Linked DNA regions of Homo sapiens: region 1 is linked to region 2. Evidence: read pairs that join two places in POLR2A ChIA-PET (ENCODE). Cell type or tissue: OCI-LY7. All regions are shown on one strand. Each heading gives the region's core, and the rest is flanking DNA. Links, peaks and the distances in the headings are about the cores only.

The links. Peaks named below come from ENCODE experiments on the same cell type or tissue, not always from the same donor. Only the 100,000 strongest peaks of a DNase experiment are listed, where the experiment ranks them.
Region 1: POLR2A ChIA-PET joins it to region 2 with 11 read pairs; 6 of 35 experiments call an interaction of 5 or more read pairs at or near these places.

The regions. Positions count from the first base shown.
Region 1 is chr1:153,786,358-153,795,610 of GRCh38, forward strand. It overlaps LOC124904424 (a long non-coding RNA gene), which reads right to left and starts at 4,301. Exons shown (of 2, transcript XR_007066632.1): 1 at 3,581-4,301; 2 at 2,682-3,425. It overlaps LOC124904426 (a long non-coding RNA gene), which reads left to right and starts at 3,696. Exons shown (of 3, transcript XR_007066634.1): 1 at 3,696-3,781; 2 at 5,711-5,829; 3 at 8,791-8,837. It also overlaps the pseudogene LOC343052. RefSeq lists enhancers at 5,288-5,821, 6,356-6,889, 6,890-7,421. In OCI-LY7, for the core only: CTCF peaks have their summits at 5,198 and 5,603; DNase peaks (open chromatin) are centred at 4,884 and 5,354; H3K4me3 peaks cover 1,416 bases; H3K27ac peaks cover 1,336 bases.
Region 2 is chr1:154,007,805-154,017,057 of GRCh38, forward strand. NUP210L (nucleoporin 210 like) reads right to left here. Exons shown (of 40, transcript NM_207308.3): 34 at 4,440-4,566; 35 at 2,168-2,317. Among named protein-coding and RNA genes, the nearest start is that of RPS27, 22 kb to the left of the region's middle. In OCI-LY7, for the core only: no CTCF peak of the experiment used is centred there; no DNase peak of the experiment used is centred there.

The DNA of each region.
Region 1 (9,253 bases), core at 153-8,152, 220 kb before region 2:
ATATGGCTATCAACATTCATGTACAAATTTTTGTGTGAACATATACATTCAATATTCTTGGGTAGATATCTAGGAATGGAATTGCTAGGTCAAACAGTAACTCTATGTTTAACTTTTTGAAGGAACTGCCAAACTGTTTTCCACAGTAGCTGCACCATTCTACATTCCCACCAGCAGTATATGAGGGGTTCCAGTTTTTCCACATCCCCACTACTTGTTATTATCTGTCTTTTTTTACTATAGCCATCCTACTGGGTGCGATGTGGTATCTCATTGTGGCTTTGATTTGCATTTTCCCATGGCCAATGAGGTTGAGTTTCTTTTCATGTGTTTACTGGCCATTTGCATATCTTCTTTGGAGAGATGTTTATTCATATTTTTTGCTCACTTTGTAACTGGGTTATTTGCCTTTTAATTATTGAGTTGTACAAGTTTTTCTTTTAATCTGGACATAAGTTTCCTATCAGATATATAGTTTGCAAATATTTGATTCTGTTGTCTTTTCACTTTCTTGTCAAAAGCATCCTTTGAAGCACAAAGGTTTTAATTTTTTTTTCTTTTTTTGAGACAGGGTCTCACTCTGTCACCCAGGCTGAAATGCAGTAGCACAATCTTGGCTCACTGCAACCGCCACCTCCAAGGTTCAAGCGATCCTCCTGTCTCAGCCTCCCAAGTAGCTGGGATTATAGGTGTGTACCACCATGCCCAGCTAAATTTTTTTTTTTTTTTTTGAGATGGAGCCTCCCTCTGTCACCGAGGCTGGAGTGCAGTGGAGCGATCTCAGCTCACTGCAACCTCCATCTCCCGGGCTTTACCAATTCTCCTGCCTCAGCCTCCCGAGTAGCTGGGACTACAGGCGCACGCTGCCATGCCCGGCTAATTTTGTTGTTGTTGTTGTTACCCAGGCTGGTCTCAAACTCCGGAGCTCAGGCAGTCCACCTGCCTCAGCCATCTAAAGTGCTAGGATTACAAGCGTGAGCCACTGCGCCTGGCCGATTTTGTATATTTAGTAGAGACAGGGCTTTACCATGTTGGCTAGGCTGGTCTGGAACTCTAGGGCTCAGATGATCTGCCCGCCTTGGCCACCCAAAGTGCTGGGATTATAGGCGTGAGCCATCACGCCTGGCCCAGGCTTTACATTTTGATGAAGAACAGTTTATCTTTGTTTTTTGTTTGTTTGTTTGTTTGTTTTGTACAGTGAGAATTTTGTAATACTTAGTTTTTCCCCAAGGAAGAATAAAGATATCTTATACTTCATTTGGTAATGTACTTGTTAAAGGTAATATGGGTGTTATTACTTGAAACTATTTAATGGCATATTGTATAACAGTGCACATATTAGGGGTCAATATTTCCAGAGAAAAAGTATTTTAGTATAAATAAAACTAATTGAATAAAAATCCTGGCACCCTTAGAGGAATGGTTGATCTCAGGTCTGGGGGAGAAAATACTCTGAATGAGCCTGGGGCAGATGGTTCCAGAAAGCAAAGATACCAAAGAACGGGGGAATAGCAAATGGACACTGAACTCCCACTGGCCTGAGATAGAGACAAATTGAACCTCAGAGAGATTGCAGCAGAAACATTGAATTAAAAAAAAAAGTATCAGTGCAAACTCCCACTAAAGGGACTTCTACTAAAGGGAAGATGGATAAAGGGAGAGAGAAAAAGAAACACATTGGACAGAGTACCAACTCTTTACTCTGATAATTGGCAAACAAAGGAAAAAACTAAGCACTCTCCCTTCTTTCCCATGTGAACTGAATTTCAGGGTTACCAAATTGTCCTAGTTGATGAGGGGACTTTCTTTACAGAAGAATTTCAGTTAATAAATGAGAAAGGAATGACAGAACTGGAAAATCAGCATTTTGCAACCCCTAATGAAATAACTGTCAGGCAATTATTACCAATAGCTATGACTATTGGATAAAAGGTTGATGAGGCTGGGTGTGGTAGCACATGCCTGTAGTCCCAGCCACTTGGAAGGCTACAGAGGGAGAACATTTGAGCCCAGGGGTTTGAAGCTGCAGAGAACTATGATTGTGCCTGTGAATAGCCACTGCACTCCAGCCTGGGCAACACAGGGAGACCTCATCTCTTAAAAAAAAAGGAAAGAAAGAAAGAAAGAAAAGGTTGATGAGGGGCCAGACATGGTGGCTCACGCCTGTGATCCCAGCACTTTGGAAGGCCAAGGCAGGCGGATCACCTGAGGTCAGGAGTTTGAGACCAGCCTGGCCAACACGGTGAAACCCCGTCTCTACTAAAAATACAAAATTAGCTGGGCGTGGTGGTATGCGCCTGTAATCAGGAGGCTGAGGCAGGAGAATCACTTGAACCCAGGAGGCCGGGGTTGCAGTGAGTTGAGATCGCACCATTGCACTCCAGCCTCGGCAAGAAGAGTGAAACTCCATCTCGAAGAAAAAAATTAAAAAAAGAAAAGATTGACAAGGAATCTTGGAGAGATCAGGTTATCAGCACCTGTAGCCCCTAATCAATTTTAGAATCACTAACAGTAAGACAACCAGATATTGTGCATCTCCTGAATGCAGTGTGCAGCATAAAATACCAACAATAAAGTCTTCTTGCCTAAAAGTGGAACCTGAATAAACCAAGCCTCTGAGCCAACATCCATTTATAGAGGAACGTATTCAATAGCACACACACACACAAAAATCAGACAGATCCAGAACATGCAAAATTTTACTGGAAAATTTACCCAGTCTCTTCAACAATTCAATGACATATAAGGGTGAGGGTTGGGGGTGTTTGCCTTTGATAAGATCATTAAGAGACACAATAATCAAATGCAGCGTATAAACCTTGTTCTTGATTCAAAACAGAAAAACAGTAGAAAGACATTTTTCAGACAATCAGGGATATTTGGTTAAGGACTAGGTATTAGATGATATTAAGGAATAATTAAAGAATTTTGTCATATATGATAATGGCATTGTGGTTATGAAGAAAACGTTTGTAATTTTTTTTTTTCTTTATTGAGACAAGGTCCTCACTCTGTCACCCAGGCTGGAGTGCAGGGCGCTTTCTTGGCTCACTGCAACCTCTGCGTCCCAGGCTCAAATGAACCTCCTGTCGCAGCCTCCCGAGTAGCTGGAACTACAGGTGCCCGGCTAATTTTTTGTAGAGATGGGGTTTTGCCCTGTTGCCCAGGCTGACCTCAAGTGATCAGGTGCTGGGATTACAGGCGCGAGCCACCAAGCCCGGCACCTCCTCCCCTTAACAAACATTAACTGAGAGCCCATCCTGTGCCAGACTCTGCTCTGGGCACACAGCTGGGAGCACCACAAAGTCCCCGCCCTCCTGGAGCTCGCTCTGGGGTAGACACGCATGAAAGCCGGTGTGAAATGCAGCGCCCTGGATTGAACATCAGAGACGGAGCCCACAGGAGTCGTGCGTTTCCTGCGGGGGCTGTAACAGATTACCATAGACATAAGGGCTTCAAACATGAATGTCTGATCTGATAGCTTTACAGTCAGACGCCTGACAGGGCTTTCTGGCCTAAAATTAGCGTTGGAAGGCTACGTTTCCTTCTGGAGGCTCTAGGGGAGCACGCGCTTCCTCACCTTTTCCGGTTTCTAGAGGCCGGGCATCCTTGGCTGTGGCCCCTTCCTCCTGCACATCGCGTCTCTGGCTCTCCATCTCTCTCTCCTCTCCACCTTCCTCTTCCGCTTTTAAGGACCCTCATGATGACATTGGGCCCACCTGTATAATCCCGGAGCACCTCTTTAAGATCAGCTGTAGCAACCTTAATTCCTCCCCGCCAGGTAACTTAGCACATTCATAGGTTCCGGGGATGACGACTTGGATCTCTCCAGGGCCCTATTCTGCCGACCACAGATGGGAAGGCCAATGGAGATGGACAGAGAAGGGAAGAGGGAGAAAAAGGCTCGGAGAGAGGCAGAGGACCAGGCTGACAGGAGAGAGGAGGTGGCTGAGAAAGGAGACAGTGTCCTGGGCGTGCTTGGGGACTTTTCGGGGGATTCTGTTTGCCAGCTGAGACTTTCCAGGGACGTTATTCCAGGAAAGCCTGGGCAGCTGTGAAAACTCAGATGACGCCAGAGGACTGTTCGGGGTTGAGCCAATAGGCAATTGTTGGAGAGGGAGGGAAGGAGGGCAGCTCTCAGCAAGTCCATGTTGGCGGCGTTTCCTGAGCTCCAAGGCTATTCCGGGCTCCATCCCTGGGATGGAGCTTCCTAGCCTGCGTCAGGACGGCGTTTGCCAGCGTTCCAGGGAGTGTGGGTCTATCCCCTTGGTGGCAGGAGGGAGGCTTTAATCAAATTCTCAAGGGGGCCTGGGACCAATAAAAGTTAACTCCTATCCTGAGTGTTATAAAAAGAAGTGCTTGGAATGTAAAATGCTGCAGTCACTGTGGAAGACAGTTTGGCGGTTCCTCAAAATACTGTTACCATGTGACCCAGCAACTCCATTCCTAGGCGCATGCCCAGGAGAACAGAAGATGTCCGTCCACACAAAAACATTTCCACGGATGTTTGTAGCAGCATTGCTCATAATAGCCAAAAAGTGGAAACAACCCAAATGTCAGTCTCCTGATGAGCAGATAAACAAAATGTAGTCTATCCATGCAATGGAATCTTATTCAGGGATTAAAAAGAATGAAGTGCTGAGACAGGCTACAAGATGGATGAAACTTGAAGACATTACGCTAAGTGAAATAAGCCAGACACGAAAGGACAAATATCATATGATTCCACTGTATATGAGGTACCCAGAGTAGCCATATTCATAGAAACAGAAAGTAGAATGGTGATTGGCAGGGGCTGAGAGAGGGCAGATGGGGAGTGAATGTTAGTAGGTACTAAGTTTCTTTTCGGGGTGATGAAATGTTTTAAAATAGATTGTGGTAATGGTTGTGCAACTCTGAAAATATACAGAAAGCCACTGAATTCCTTAAATGGGTGATGGGTGAAATTTCTGCTATGTAAATTATATCTCAGTAAAGCTGTTCCTAGAAAAAAGAGGAAGTGGGCCAGGCACGGCAGCTCACGCCTATAATCCCAGCACTTTGGGAGGCTGAAGTGGGGAGATCGCTTGAGTCCGGGAGTTCAAGACCAGCCTGGGCAACATAGTGAGACCCTATCTCTACATACCTACGAAAAATTTTTTAAAATAGCCTGGCATGGTAACACACACCTGCAGTCCCAGCTACTCGGGAGGCTGAGGTGGGAGAATCACTTGAGCCCAGGAGGTGGAGATTGCAGTGAGCTGTGATCTTGCCACTGCACTCCAGCTTGGGCAGCAGAGTAAGACCCTGTCTCAAAAAATAAATTTATCTCTTCTAAAAAAAGAGGAAGTGCTTGGCCCTTAGCACCACATTTCACTTCGTCCTTGCAACTGTGAAAGGCAGGCCTTGACCTTCTCCCCTCTTACAGGTGAGCAGATGGCAGAGAGGCGAGGATCACTAGGCTAAGATGGGATGGCTGTTTAGTGACAGGCCTTGGACCAGGTCTCCTGTATGGGTCATTCTTTGTCCTGCGAGCCATGCTGGAGTGTGGATTTGGAGGTGACAGGCAAGTGGCGCAGTCAGTGATGCATCTTCTCAGTAGCTGTTGGAGAGTGGGCAGTTCTGACAGCAGCAGGGGAAGCTGGCCGGGAGATGGGGCGTCTGAGTCAGCTCGGGCTGCCACAACACCAGACACTACATGGCTTAAACAACAGGACTTTATTTCTCACAGTACTGGAGGCTGGAAAGTCCAAGCTTGAAGGTGCTGGCCAATCCCGTTCCCGGCGATTGGGCCCCTCCCTGGCTTGCAGAGGCCTGAGTTCCCGTGGAGTCACCACGCGCCTTTCCTTGGTATGTGCACGTGGAGAGATCTCTCCTTCTCTTATAAGGTCACTAATCCAGCCGGGCGTGGTGGCTCATGCCTGTAATCCCAGCACTTTGGGAGGCCAAGGTGGGCGGATCACCTGAAGTCAGGAGTTTAAGAACAGCCTGGCCAACATGGAGAAATCCCGCCTCTAATAAAAATACAAAACATTAGCCGGGCATGGTGGCGGGCACCTGTAATCCCAGCTACTCGGGGGACTGAGACAGGAGAATCACTTGCACCCAGAGGCGGAGGTTGCAGTGAGCTGAGATCACGCCACTGCACTCCATCCCGGGCAACAGTGTGAGACTCTGTCTCAAAAAAAAAAAAAAAAAAGAAAAGAAAAAGAAAAAAAGAAAGGTAAATTTGCCTATGCAAGGACACGCAGCTAGTGATTTGTTCCACATCTGACCCCAGGGCCTATGCGCCTTTCCCTACCCAGGCCACCGCCATGACTCAGGAGGCCCCTCTGGGGAAGCAGCGGGAACCCTCATAGGAGGCTCCGGGACAGAGAGATGCAGGGCTGGGACGAGGAGGCCCCGAGGGGAGGCTGCTCGCTCTCCTGTCCCATGGAGGTCTCTGCTAGGGGTAGCCCCGTCCTGGGACACAGACACCAAGGACTGCTGTCTGAGAGGAGGAGGCTGAGTTGGGAGGGACAATGGCCTGAGTTGATTCTGAAGCCTGTGAGCAAGGTGGGACAAGCCGGAGAGGCAGCTGAGCAAGCGGGGGCGAAGACTGAGGGTGAGAGTTTGTGCTGAAGAGGCAAGGGGCAGCCTCAAGTGGGCAGGGCAAGGCCAGATGCAGAGGCTGACAGGAGTGGGCAAGGGGACCGGGATTCAGGGGGAGACTGAGTCAGGGGCCAGACAGGCTGGAGCTCCTAGGGTTGGAAGCTGGGTGATGGGGCCTCATTCTCTGCCACACGAGACTCCCCCAGCCCAGCCTTCCCCCTTATTGTCTCTCACAGATACTCCCATACATCCCTGGTACCCCTGTCATCTTTCCTAAGCTATGCTCTTTTTCAGGAGGGTGGCGTTTAGGGGAGGGTATCCTCCAGAAATAGCAAGTCTCAAAGTCAGCTCTTGCCTGAGTCCCAGTCTCCTTTGGTGGAAGGGTAGTCCCTCTTTTTGCATGTTTTAAGTGGTCAGCCTGGCAAGGGGCGGGAGGCCTGGGTTTCTTTCTTCTCTTTAGGATGGGGCTGGTCCTCCACCTCCCACTGGCTGGCAGCCTCCCGGCCCCTGGTGGCCCCAATCCATTGTCCCAATAAGAATAGAGAAAACAGCTTTGGAAATTGACACTATGAATGGTGCTGGGGCTGCTGGGCTGGGACTGAACTAATGGGATGAGGTCCCCCACTTCAGGCCCAGGCTCAGCACCTGGGACGGTGACTCTACTAGGAGAGTGGGGGCTCTGCACCCCTCCCCAGGACCCCCAAATTAGACTTCAAGCCACCCCTGTCCAGGACATGGATCCCCAGGGATGGGCTTGGGGGACCAGATGCCCCAACTCCTCCTAGAACTTCACTCTCATTCAGTCAAAGTTTGAGAGGGAGTAAGGGGTGGGTAATGGGCTGGGAGAGATTTCTGGAAGCTGAGAAAGGGGCGGGTCTGACCCCCCAACTTTGCCCCGCTCTCATTGGCCCTCGCCCCCTTTCCCCGCCCCAATTGTCTCGGTGTCTGGGTCCTGGCCCTGGGAGGAGGGGACAGTGGGGATAGGAGTGGGGAGGGGGCTCAGGCTGAAAGCAGAGAGAGACCCAGCTCCAGGAACACGAAGGCAAGGACAGTAGCCTTCAGTCTCGACCCCAGAGCTTGGCACCCCAGAACCTGGGCTCCCCAAAGCAAGACCAGGGCCCCCACATTGTGCGCCAAAGTGCGGGGTGGAGAATGCCCACAGCCCAAGGGCCCCCAGGCTGAAGGCAGGAGACTGGGGCTGCTGGAGAAGTTGCCCAGGCTGAGGGGCCGTGCCTGGCAGGGACATGGGGCTGCTGCTGCTGCTGCTCCCAGGCTGGGGTAAGAGGCTGAGCCATGGGGGCCATAGGGAAAGCCAGGGCAGAGGGACGGGGAAGAAAAAGAGGCAGGCATAGGGGTGGGAGAGTTGCGGGGCAAGGTTGGGGAAGCAGAGGGATGGAGGTGGCCGGAGTGGAGATGGAGAAACCCTGAGGACAGCAGAGGAGAGGGGTGAGCAGGAGGGGCAGGCAGGGCTGCGGGAGAGCTGTGGGGGGTGCTCTAGGAGCCCAGGCTTTGGGGCACAGTGGCTAGAAGGGGACCTGGGGGCCACGTGAGGCAAGTGGCTGAGCAGACTGCGGGGCATGCAGAGGCAGGGCCCCAGAGGCTTACCCACAGATGTCCCTGAGCCAACCAAGGCTGGCTGAGCCCCCTGCCCATGTGCCCCTCGGAGGCTCTGTCTGCCCGCCTATCCACCCCATCTGCTGGGGGTCCTGGCTCAGCCTTACAGGCTGAGTTATTGTATTTATGGGGGTGTGTGGGAAGGGAGGCTGTGGGTTCACAGCTCTGCTCATGCATTTCTGGGCCTGTGCTGTTAGTGTCTGTGGCCCTGTGCTTATGTATTTGTGACTTTGAGTCTGTAGGGACATCTATGTGTGACCTGTGTTTGGGGCCTCCTTGAGTGTGCATCTGGGATGGAATCTGTCTGTGTCTAGAAGACCTGGTGGCCAGTGAGGTTGTGATTTTTAATCCAAGTGTGTGTGTGTCCGTGAATGAGTGTGTGTGAGTGTAAGTGTGTTCCTTCCCTATTCAGAGGCCAGGGTCCTGGTGGCGGGAGGGGGAAGGGGGAGAGCCAGGAGTCCTGGGAAGCTGACCCTGCAGGCAGACAGGCAGATGGGCCGGTGGGGGAGGGAGGGGGCGATCCCATTGTCCCCTGGGGAGCACAATGCTCACGCCTCAGCCCCTGACCTCACCATTGTGCCCACCCCGCCCCCTCCCCGTTGCCAGGGCCCAGCTGAAAGAGGCCATCAATCACAGCCGGCCCGCCAGGCCCACACCGCACCCGCCAGCCGGACAGTGGCCCGCCCTGCTCCTCAGATGGCCAGGCCCTGCCCTCTCTTCCCTGTTCCTCCTTTGCTGACCCAAAGTCTCCCTAAAGTCAAGTCCTGTCCCTTGCCCCTCGCCAAGGCTGGGAGGGAATCAAAGCCATGGGGGAGGTGGTGGACAAAGGGTGGGCCTCAGGGGGCCGCCGTGTTCAGGCTGTGCTGGCTGTCCCTACAGGCTGTGCTGCAGGCTCCGAGCTGGCCTTCGTGCAGGAGCTGGGGGACACAGTGGCTGTGTGGGAGCACCCACTGGTGCTGCCCTGCCAGGTGGAGGGTGAGCCGCCTGTGTCCATTTCCTGGCAGCGGGATAGGCTGGCCTTAGCCAATGAGAGTGGTGTCACCCTGATGCCAGATGGCTCCCTGCACCT
Region 2 (9,253 bases), core at 652-8,651:
ACCTCGTGATCCGCCTGCCTCGGCCTCCCAAAGTGCTGGGACTACAGGCATGAGCCACTGCGCCCGGCCTTATTTATTTATTTTTGAGACGGAGTCTTGCTCTGTTGCCTAGGCTGGAGTGCAGTGGCACGATTTTGGCTCACTGTAACCTCTGCCTCCTGGATTCAAGTGATTCTCCTGCCTCAGCCTCCCGAGTAGCTGGGGCTACAGGTGCCTGCCACCATGCCTGGCTAATTTTTGTATTTTTAGCAGAGATGGGGTTTCACCATGTCGGCCAGGCTGGTCTCAAACTCCTGACCTCAAGTGATTTGTCCGCCATGGCCTCCCAAAGTGCTGGGATTACGAGCGTGAGCCACTGCACCCGGCCTGATTTATTTTTTCATCAATAAATTGAAGTCACAAACATATATGTGTCTACCCTGTAACTCATCACCTGGTAGGGTAACACTAAAAGTTAAAAGCTTTAGGCTGGACATGGTGGTTCATGCCTATAATCCCAGCACTTTGGGAGGCCGAGGTGGATCACTTGAGGCTAAGAGTTTGAGACCAGCCTGAGCAACATAGGGAGACCCTGTCCCTACACAAACAAACAAACAAGCAAACAAAATAAAGAAACAAAAATGTCTGGGCACGGTGTCTAACGCCTGTAATCCCAACACTTTGGGATGCTGAGGCAGGCGGATCACGAGGTCAGGAGTTCGAGACCAGCCTGACCAACATTGTGAAACCCCATCTCTATTAAAAATACAAAAATTATCTGGGCGTGGTGACACGCGCCTGTAATCCCAGCTACTCAGGAGGCTGAGGCAGGAGAATACCTTGTAACCGGGAGGCAGAGGTGTAGTGAGCTGAAATCGTGCCACTGCACTCCAGTCTGGGAGACAGAGTGAGGCTCTGTCTCAAAAACAAAACAAAACAAAAAAACAAACAAACCAAAAATTACTTTGCTTTTCTTTGTAACTCCACATCTTCTCCTGCTGTCAGGTATTATAAACAGTTTGCTGAATGAACCTTCCTTCAGTGGTTGCTCATGACCCAAACCATTCAGACTGCCTGATCTAGCATTAGAGGTTCTCTCATGATGAAGCACTACCTTATTTATACCTTACATTTTTTTTTTTTTGAGATGAAGTCTTGCTCTTTCGCCCAGTCTGGAGTGCAGTGGTGTGATTTTGGCTCATTGCAACTTCCATCCCCCGGTTCAGGCAATTCTCCCTGCCTCAGTCTCTCCAATAGTTGGGATTACAGGTGCCTCCCACCACGCCTGGCTAATTTTTGTATTTTTAGTAGAGATGGGGTTTCATCATGTTGGCCAGGCTGGTCTCCGAAGCCCTGACCTCAGGTGATCCACCTGCCTCGGCCTCCCAAAGTACTGGGATTACAGGTGTGAGCCACTGCGCCTGGCCCTATACCTTACATTTGATATGAATCCTTTCATTTTTAGATAAGCTGATTTACATAAAGTCATCCTAACATCATGCCTATTTCCACTTTCCACTTGTTAATCCTATTCTTTTATTTGGAATATCTTTCAATTCAACAAAACATCCAAACACTGTGCTACATGCTGGGAATGAAAGATAAATGAGACACAATGCAGAGCCTCACAGAGTGAATGGGGACTAGCAAGAAAATAGTAAATTATAATAGAAAAGCACAGGATATTCTAGGAGGCATGTGTTAAAACTTATTTGAATAGGGCTGGGGGCAGTGGCTTAACACCTGTAATTCCAGCACTTTGGGAGGCTGAGGCAGGAGGATTGCTTGAGGCCAGGAGTTTGAGACCAGCCTGGGCAATATAGGAAGATCACGTTGCTCTTAAAAAAAAAAAAAAAAAAAAAAAAAGGCATGATGGCATGTGCCTGTAGTCCTAGCTACTCAGGAGGCTGAGGCAGGGGGATTGCTTGAGTCTAGGAGTTTAAGGTTACAGTGAGCTATGATCACACCATTTCACTCCAGCCTTAGGCAACACAGCAAGACCCAGTCTCAAAAAAAAAAAAAAAAAGAAAAAAGAGTTGAACGGGTTGAACAAAAATGTTGCCTGACAAAGATTCCACAGTTATATATCAGATGAAACTACAGATATAAATGCAATCCAATAAGAATGGGACAATTATACAAATAGATAAACAGAATGGGGAAACCAGATTCAACTGGTGTAACTTACCTTTCTCCATACTGAAATCTGAATGGACCTGAAAGACTTTACTTGCTGGAATGTCTAGCAAAGTATTACTGAACTGTACATGGCACAGCATGAGGGTCGCTGGAAGAAGTACTTTTGTAATGGCCAAGGCCTGGTTTGGGGTACAGAATCCTGAAAAGCAGAAAAGAGGTAAATAGCTTTGTCACTAACAAGAATTTGTAAAAAGAGAGACCATTATATGGAGGCAATTTTGAAGCATAAAAAAAATAAGCAAGAAAGAGGGTCAGTTATGGCTGGTTTGCCCACCTCTGCTTCAATCAAGGTGAAAGAATAGTGTGAGACCCTCGCATTCTAATTTGTGAATGACTACAGTGGGGCTTCCATTATCAATGTCATACATAGGTAGTGTCTTTTTTCAAAGATTTTTTTTGAAAAATCTTTGAGATGAAGTCTTGCTCTGTCGCCCAGTCTGGAGTGCAGTGGTGTGATTTTGGCTCACTGCAACTTCCATCTCCCGGTTCAGGCAATTCTTCCTGCCTCAGTCTCCCCAGTAGTTGGGATTACAGGTGTCTCCCACCACGCCTGGCGTCAGTGGGAGTAAGATAGATTACAGGGAAGTTAGAAATCTATTAAAAATAGGCCAGGCGCGGTGGCTCACACCTGTAATCCCAGCACTTTGGGAGGCCGAGGCAGGCGGATCACCTGAGGTTGGGAGTTCGAGACCAGCCTGACCAACATGGAGAAACCCCGTCTCTACTAAAAATACAAAATTAGCTGGGGGTGGTGGCTCATGCCTGTAATCCCAGCTACTCGGGAGGCTGAGGCAGGAGAATTGCTTGAACTCAGGAGGCAGAAGTTGCAGTGAGCCGAGATTGCGCCATTGCACTCCAGCCTTGGCAACAAGAGCGAAACTCCGTCTCAAATAAATAAATAAATAAATAAATAAATAAAAATAAAGCAGTACAGTTGGGAGGTAGCTTTTAGGTCTAAGAGAATTTGTTTTTCATATACAATGTTGTAATACAATTACAATATAATTCAAGCCCCAAATCCCTAGAACTTCATCACAAGTGGTGCCTTAAGAGGAATCATATAGACAGCAAGAAGTGGACTGTTGTTATCATTGGGTCAGCTGCAATGAGTGGCATTCTTGAAAAATCTTCAGCAAAATCAAAGGGACTGATGCATGAGGTTTCTCAATAAAATAAGTAGTGATTTTAGAAAGATTCTGGGGAATAAAACGTCAGTCTGTTGGCCAGGCACGGTGGCTAGATTTTTTTTTTTTTTTTTTGAGATGGAGTCTTGCTTTGTCGCCCAGGCCAGAGTGCAGTGGCACAATCTCAGCTCACTGCAACCTCTGTCTCCTGGGTTCAAGCAATTCTCCTGCCTCAGCCTCCCGAGTAGCTGGGATTACAGGCACCCGCCACTGCACCCGGCTAATTTTTGTATTTTTAGTAGAGACAGGGTTTCACCATCTTAGCCAGGCTGGTCTCGAACTCCTGACCTCATGATCCATCCGCCTCGGCTTCCCAAAGTGCTGGGATTACAGGTGTGAGCCACCGCGCCTGGCCATCTCTATTTTTTTTTTTTTTCTGAGAGATGGGGTCTTGCTTTGTTGCCCAGGCTGGTCTCAAACTCCTGGCCTCAAGCGATCCTCCCACCACAGCCTCCTAAATAATTGGGATTACAGGCATGAGCCACCACTCCAGAGTACTAAAATTATCTTAAGTTTTTTTTTTTTTTTTTTTTTTTTTTTGAGATGGAGTCTCACTCTGCCGCCTAGGCTGGAGTCCAGTGGTGCGATCTCGGCTCACTCTAACCCCCGCTTCCCGGGTTCAAGCAATTATCTTGCCTCAGCCTCCAAGTAGCTGGGATACAGGCACACGCCACCACACCCAGCTAGTTTTTGTATTTTTAGTAGAGATGGGGTTTCACCATGTTGGTCAGGCTGGTCTTGAACTCCTGGTCAGGCTGGTCTTGAACTCCCGACCTCAGGTGATCTGCCTGCCTTGGCCTCCCAAAGTGCTGGGATTATAGGTGTAAGCCACCGCGCCCGGCCTAAAATTTGTATTTTTAAAACTAGAAAGACAATAGTGACTAGGATGAGCCTATTTTAAAACCTTAGTCTAGTCATAATTTCTGAGGTCTCATAGAGCTCTATGATTTATTTGTCAAGATGGAGTCAGTTTTGAAATAAAAAGAAAATCTGGATTACTAATCCAAAGGGATAAATGAATTGAGGGAAAACGAGAAAGATAGGAACAATCACTGAAACCATGAAGAGATTCCTGACCTTTAAGATTGACACCATTTCTGCCAGTGGTGATGAAGAGCTTGAATACAGTTGAATTGAGGGTATTGGTGAGATAAGTCTTGAGGTCATAACTGAGCATTAATCTTGATGATGCATTGACCACCACCTGTCAGCAAATCAAAGGAAAATCTGCACCTAAGTTCCTAGAGAATCTGACTCCTTCCAGATCCACCCCTCATAACTTATTTAACCAAAAGTATCTGTTTCACACAAGTACAGATTCCATCTCATGACCACATATTTGAGAACAACAAAATCTGTTTGCCTTTGAAGACAAAATAACTTTTTTTTTTTTTTAATCAGGGTCTTGCTCTGTCACCCAGGCTGGAGTGCAGTGGCATGATCATGGCTGACTGAAGCCTCAAATTCCTAGGCTCAAGCAATCCTCCTGCCTCAGCCTCTAGAGAAGCTGGGACTACACGTATGTGTCACCATGCCTAACCAACAAAAGACGGGGTCAGCCGCGCGCGGTGGCTCACGTCTGTAATCCCAGCACTGGGAGGCCGAGGCGGGCGGCTCACCTGGGGTCAGGAGTTCCAGACTGGCCTGACCAACATGGAGAAACCCCGCCTCTACTAAAAAAAACACAAAATTAGCCGGGCTTGGTGGTGCATGCCTGTGATCCCAGCTACTCAGGAGGCTGACGCAGGAGAATCGCTTGAACCTGGGAGGCAGAGGTTGCAGTGAGCCGACATTGCGCCATTACACTCCAGCCTGGGCAACAAGAGTGAAACTCTGAATCAAAAAAAAAAAAAAAAAACAAAGACGGGGTCTTGGCCAGGCGCGGTGGCTCAGAGCGAGACTCCAAAAAAAAAAAAAGACAGGGTCTCACTATGTTGCCCCAGGTGGTCTAGAACTCCTGGCCGCAAGCCATCCTTCCACCTTGGCCTCCCAAAGTGCTGAGATTACAGGCATAAACTACCATGCCTAGCCCAAAATAACATTTTTTCTAGAAGGAAGTCTTGGGTCCAATTATTCCTTCAGACATATCTTCCCTTTGTATGACTCCCTATTAAAATGCCTTTGAGGCCAGGTGCGGTGGCTCATGCCTGTAATCCCAGCACTCTGGGAGGCTGAGGCGGGTGGATCACTTGAGGTCAGGAGTTTGAGACCAGCCTGGCCAGCATGGCGAAACCTCACCTCTACTAAAAATACAAAAATTAGCCAGGCATGTTGGAGCGTGCCTGTAATCCCAGCTACCAGGGAGGCTGAGGCAGGAGAATTGCTTGAACTCGGGAGGCGGAGTCTGCAGTGAGCTGAGATTGTGCCATTGTACTCCAGCCTGGGCGACAGAGTGAGACTCCATCTCAAAAAAACAAAACAAAACAAACAAACAAAAACAAAAAAAACACACAAAAAAAACAACTGCAACTTTCTTCAGGACATTTTCTCTTTGTCTCTAGTTGCACATAATCTCAATCTTTTCTGAAACTTCAAAGTACATTGTTTTTTCTCAAGAATACTTGTACTATTCTGCCTTATATTGTAAGTTTTTTTGTTTGTTTGTTTGTTTGTTTTGAGACGGAGTCTTGCTCTGTCACTCAGGCTACAGTGCACTGGCGCAATTTCGGCTCACTGCAGCCTCTGCGTCCTGGGTTCCAGCAGTTCTCCTGCTTCAGCCTCCCAAGTAGTTGGGATTACAGGCACGTGCCACCATGCCTGGCTGATTTTTGTATCTTTAGTAGAGATGGGATTTCACCATGTTGGCCAGGCTGGTCTCGAACTCCTGACCTCAAGGGATCCACTGACCTCGGCCTCTAAAAGTGCTGGGATTACAGGTGTGAGCCACCATGCCCAGCCCTTAATATTTTAAATTTAAATGCAATATACTCTACATTCTCCTTAGTATTACCACAGGTTTTTTAAATTCAAGAACCTTAAAACCCAAGTTAGTTACATTAATGGCTTAATAAAGAAAGGAATTTTGTCTTTTTCATATTTGTATTTCTGGAGGCCAGCACAATGCCTGACACTTAATAGGCTTTAATGAGTATCTGCTAATTAGTGAATATTAAATGAGGATTCGATGAAGTACACAAATTAGAATAGGAATGACCTTTGGACTTCCCTGTAGCATCTAACACCACAACCATTTCCTCCTTTGCCTTCTATGACACTGTTTCTCTTTGCTTTTCTGGTTCCTAATCCCTTCTCAGTCTCTTTTTCTAGTACTCTTTTCATGCTACCTCTGTCCTTGAACCTCTTATCTGCTTATAATACAAGTTCTTTTTGGATGTTATCCAAATTTTCCCTCTCTACCCTTATTAATTTTGTATTGAAGTTGCCCTGATTTATTCATTAGTCTTCAAGCACAACATGTACTTTTATTTGCCTATTGTAATTATTTGTGCCATGTATGTAATTGTTTATGTCACCACTAGACTATGAGCTCCTCAAAAGAAGGCACCAGATACCATGTGCACACATATTGAGTAACTTACTCATCTATAAAGTTGGGGCCGGGTGCAGTGACTCACATCTGTAATCCCAGCGCTTTGGGAGGCTGAGGCAGGCAGATCATTTCAGGCCAGGAGTTTGACACCAGCCTGGCCAACATGGCAAAACCCTGCCTCTACTAAAAATACAAAAATTAGCTGGGTGTGGTGGCACACACCTGTAGTCCTAGCTACTTGGGAGGCTGAGGCACGAGAATTGCTTGAACCTGGAAGGTGGAGGTTGCAGTTACCAGAGATTGTGCCACTGCACTCCAGCCTGGGCAACAGAGTGAGATTCTGTTATAAAAATAAATAAATAAAATAAAACAAAGTTGGGAAAATACTTTTTTTTCTTCAACTTTTATTTTAAGTTCCAGGGTACATGTGCAGGATGTGCAGGTTTGTTACATAGGTTAATGTGTGCCATGGTGGTTTGCTGCATAGATCAACCTATCACCCAGGTATTAAGCCCAGCATCCATTAGTTATTCTTCCTGATGCTCTCCCTCCCTCCATGCCCCACATATTTATTTTGCAGAGTTAAAAGTGATACAATTAAAAGTGATAGGTGTACTGGATGTTAAAAAAAAAAAAAAAAAAGACTGGGCTAGATGTGGTGGCAAACACCTGTAATCCCAGCACTTCGGGAGGCTGAGGCAGGTAGAACACTTGAGCCCAGGAGTTCGAGATCAGCCTGGGCAACAGGGTGAAACCCCATCTATCCAAAAACACAAAAAATTGGCTGGGCACAGTGGCTCATGCCTGTAATCTCAGCACTTTGGGAGGCTGAGGTGGGCAGCTCACTTGAGGTCAGGAGTTCGAGACAAGCCTGGCCAACATGGTGAAACCCTGTCACTACTAAAATACAAAAATTAGCTGGGTGTGGTGGCAGGTGCCTGTAATCCCAGCTACATGGGAGGCTGAGGTAGGAAAATTGCTTGAATCCAGGAGGCAAAAGTTGCAGTGAGCTGAGATTCCGCCACTACATTCCAGCTTGGGCAACAGAGTGAGACTCTGTCTCAAAACACACACACACACACACACACACACACCCCACAGAATTAGCCGAGTGTGGTGGTGTGCACCTGTGGTCCCAGCTACTCAGGAGACTGAGGTGGGAGGATCACTTGAGCCTAGGAGGTGGATCTGAGTGATCTGAGATCACACCACTGCACTCCAGCCTGGGTGACACAGCAAGACCCTGTCTCAATAAATAAATAAATAAATAAATAAATAAATAAATAAATAAATAAATAAAAATAAAAAAAATAGATGGCTAGGTGCAGTGGCTCATGCCTATAATCCTAGCACTTTGGGAGGCTGAGGCAGAAAGATGACCTGAATCTAGGAGTTTGAGACCAGCCTGGACAACATAGCGAGACCCTGTGTCTGCAAAAAAATAAAAATAATTAGCCAGGTATGCTGGCACACACTTGTGGTCCTGCTACTTTGGAGGCTGAGGCAGGAGGATGGCTTGAAACCAGGAGTTTGAGGCTGCAGTGAGCCATGATTGCATCATTGTATTCCAGCCTGGGCAACAGTGAGACACTGTCTCTTAAAAGAAAAAAAAAAGATGAGAAGTGCCAAGCCCATAGTAGATACACAAAAAGTTGTAGCTACCATGTTTGAGGAATGAAAAAAGAGGATCAAAGAAGTGCTTTGGGCAAAGAGGAAGGAGACATTACATATATTTAAGAAGGGAATAGAAAATATTTCATTAAAAAAATCCCTTTATTGTTTACCTATCTCACCTACTCAAGAATATTACTCCCTCCAGCAATCCTCTGACTTACATCAAATTTTCTGTTTCCACTGAATCATTCCCAATCCACTATTTCTCTCATAAAAAAAAAAATCCACAAAACAAACTCTTAACCCCAACTCCTTAAAAGAGCTTTCTATATTCACTGTCTCCAAGTCCTTTTCTCCAATTCTCCAATCAAACATTCATTCAGGTCACTCTGTCTGGGCACAGTGGCTCACGCCTGTAATCCCAGCACTTTGGGAGGCCGAGGCAGGCCTATCACTTGGGCTCAGGAGTTCGAGACCAGCATGGGCAACATGGTGAAATGCCATCTCTATCAAAAATACAAAACAAAACAAAACAAAACAAAAAAATTAGCTGGGCATGGCGGCATGCACCTGTAGTCCCAGCTACTAGGGAGGCTGCAGTGGGAGGATAGCTTGAGCCCAGGAAGCAGAGGTTGCAGTGAGCTGAGATCACACCACTGCATTTCAGCCTGGGCAACAGGGCGATACTCCATCTCAAAAAAAAACAAAAAAACACGCACAAAAAAGCCTGGGCGCAGTGGCAGCTCATGCCTATAATCCCAGCAATCTGGGAGGCGGAGGCGAGCAG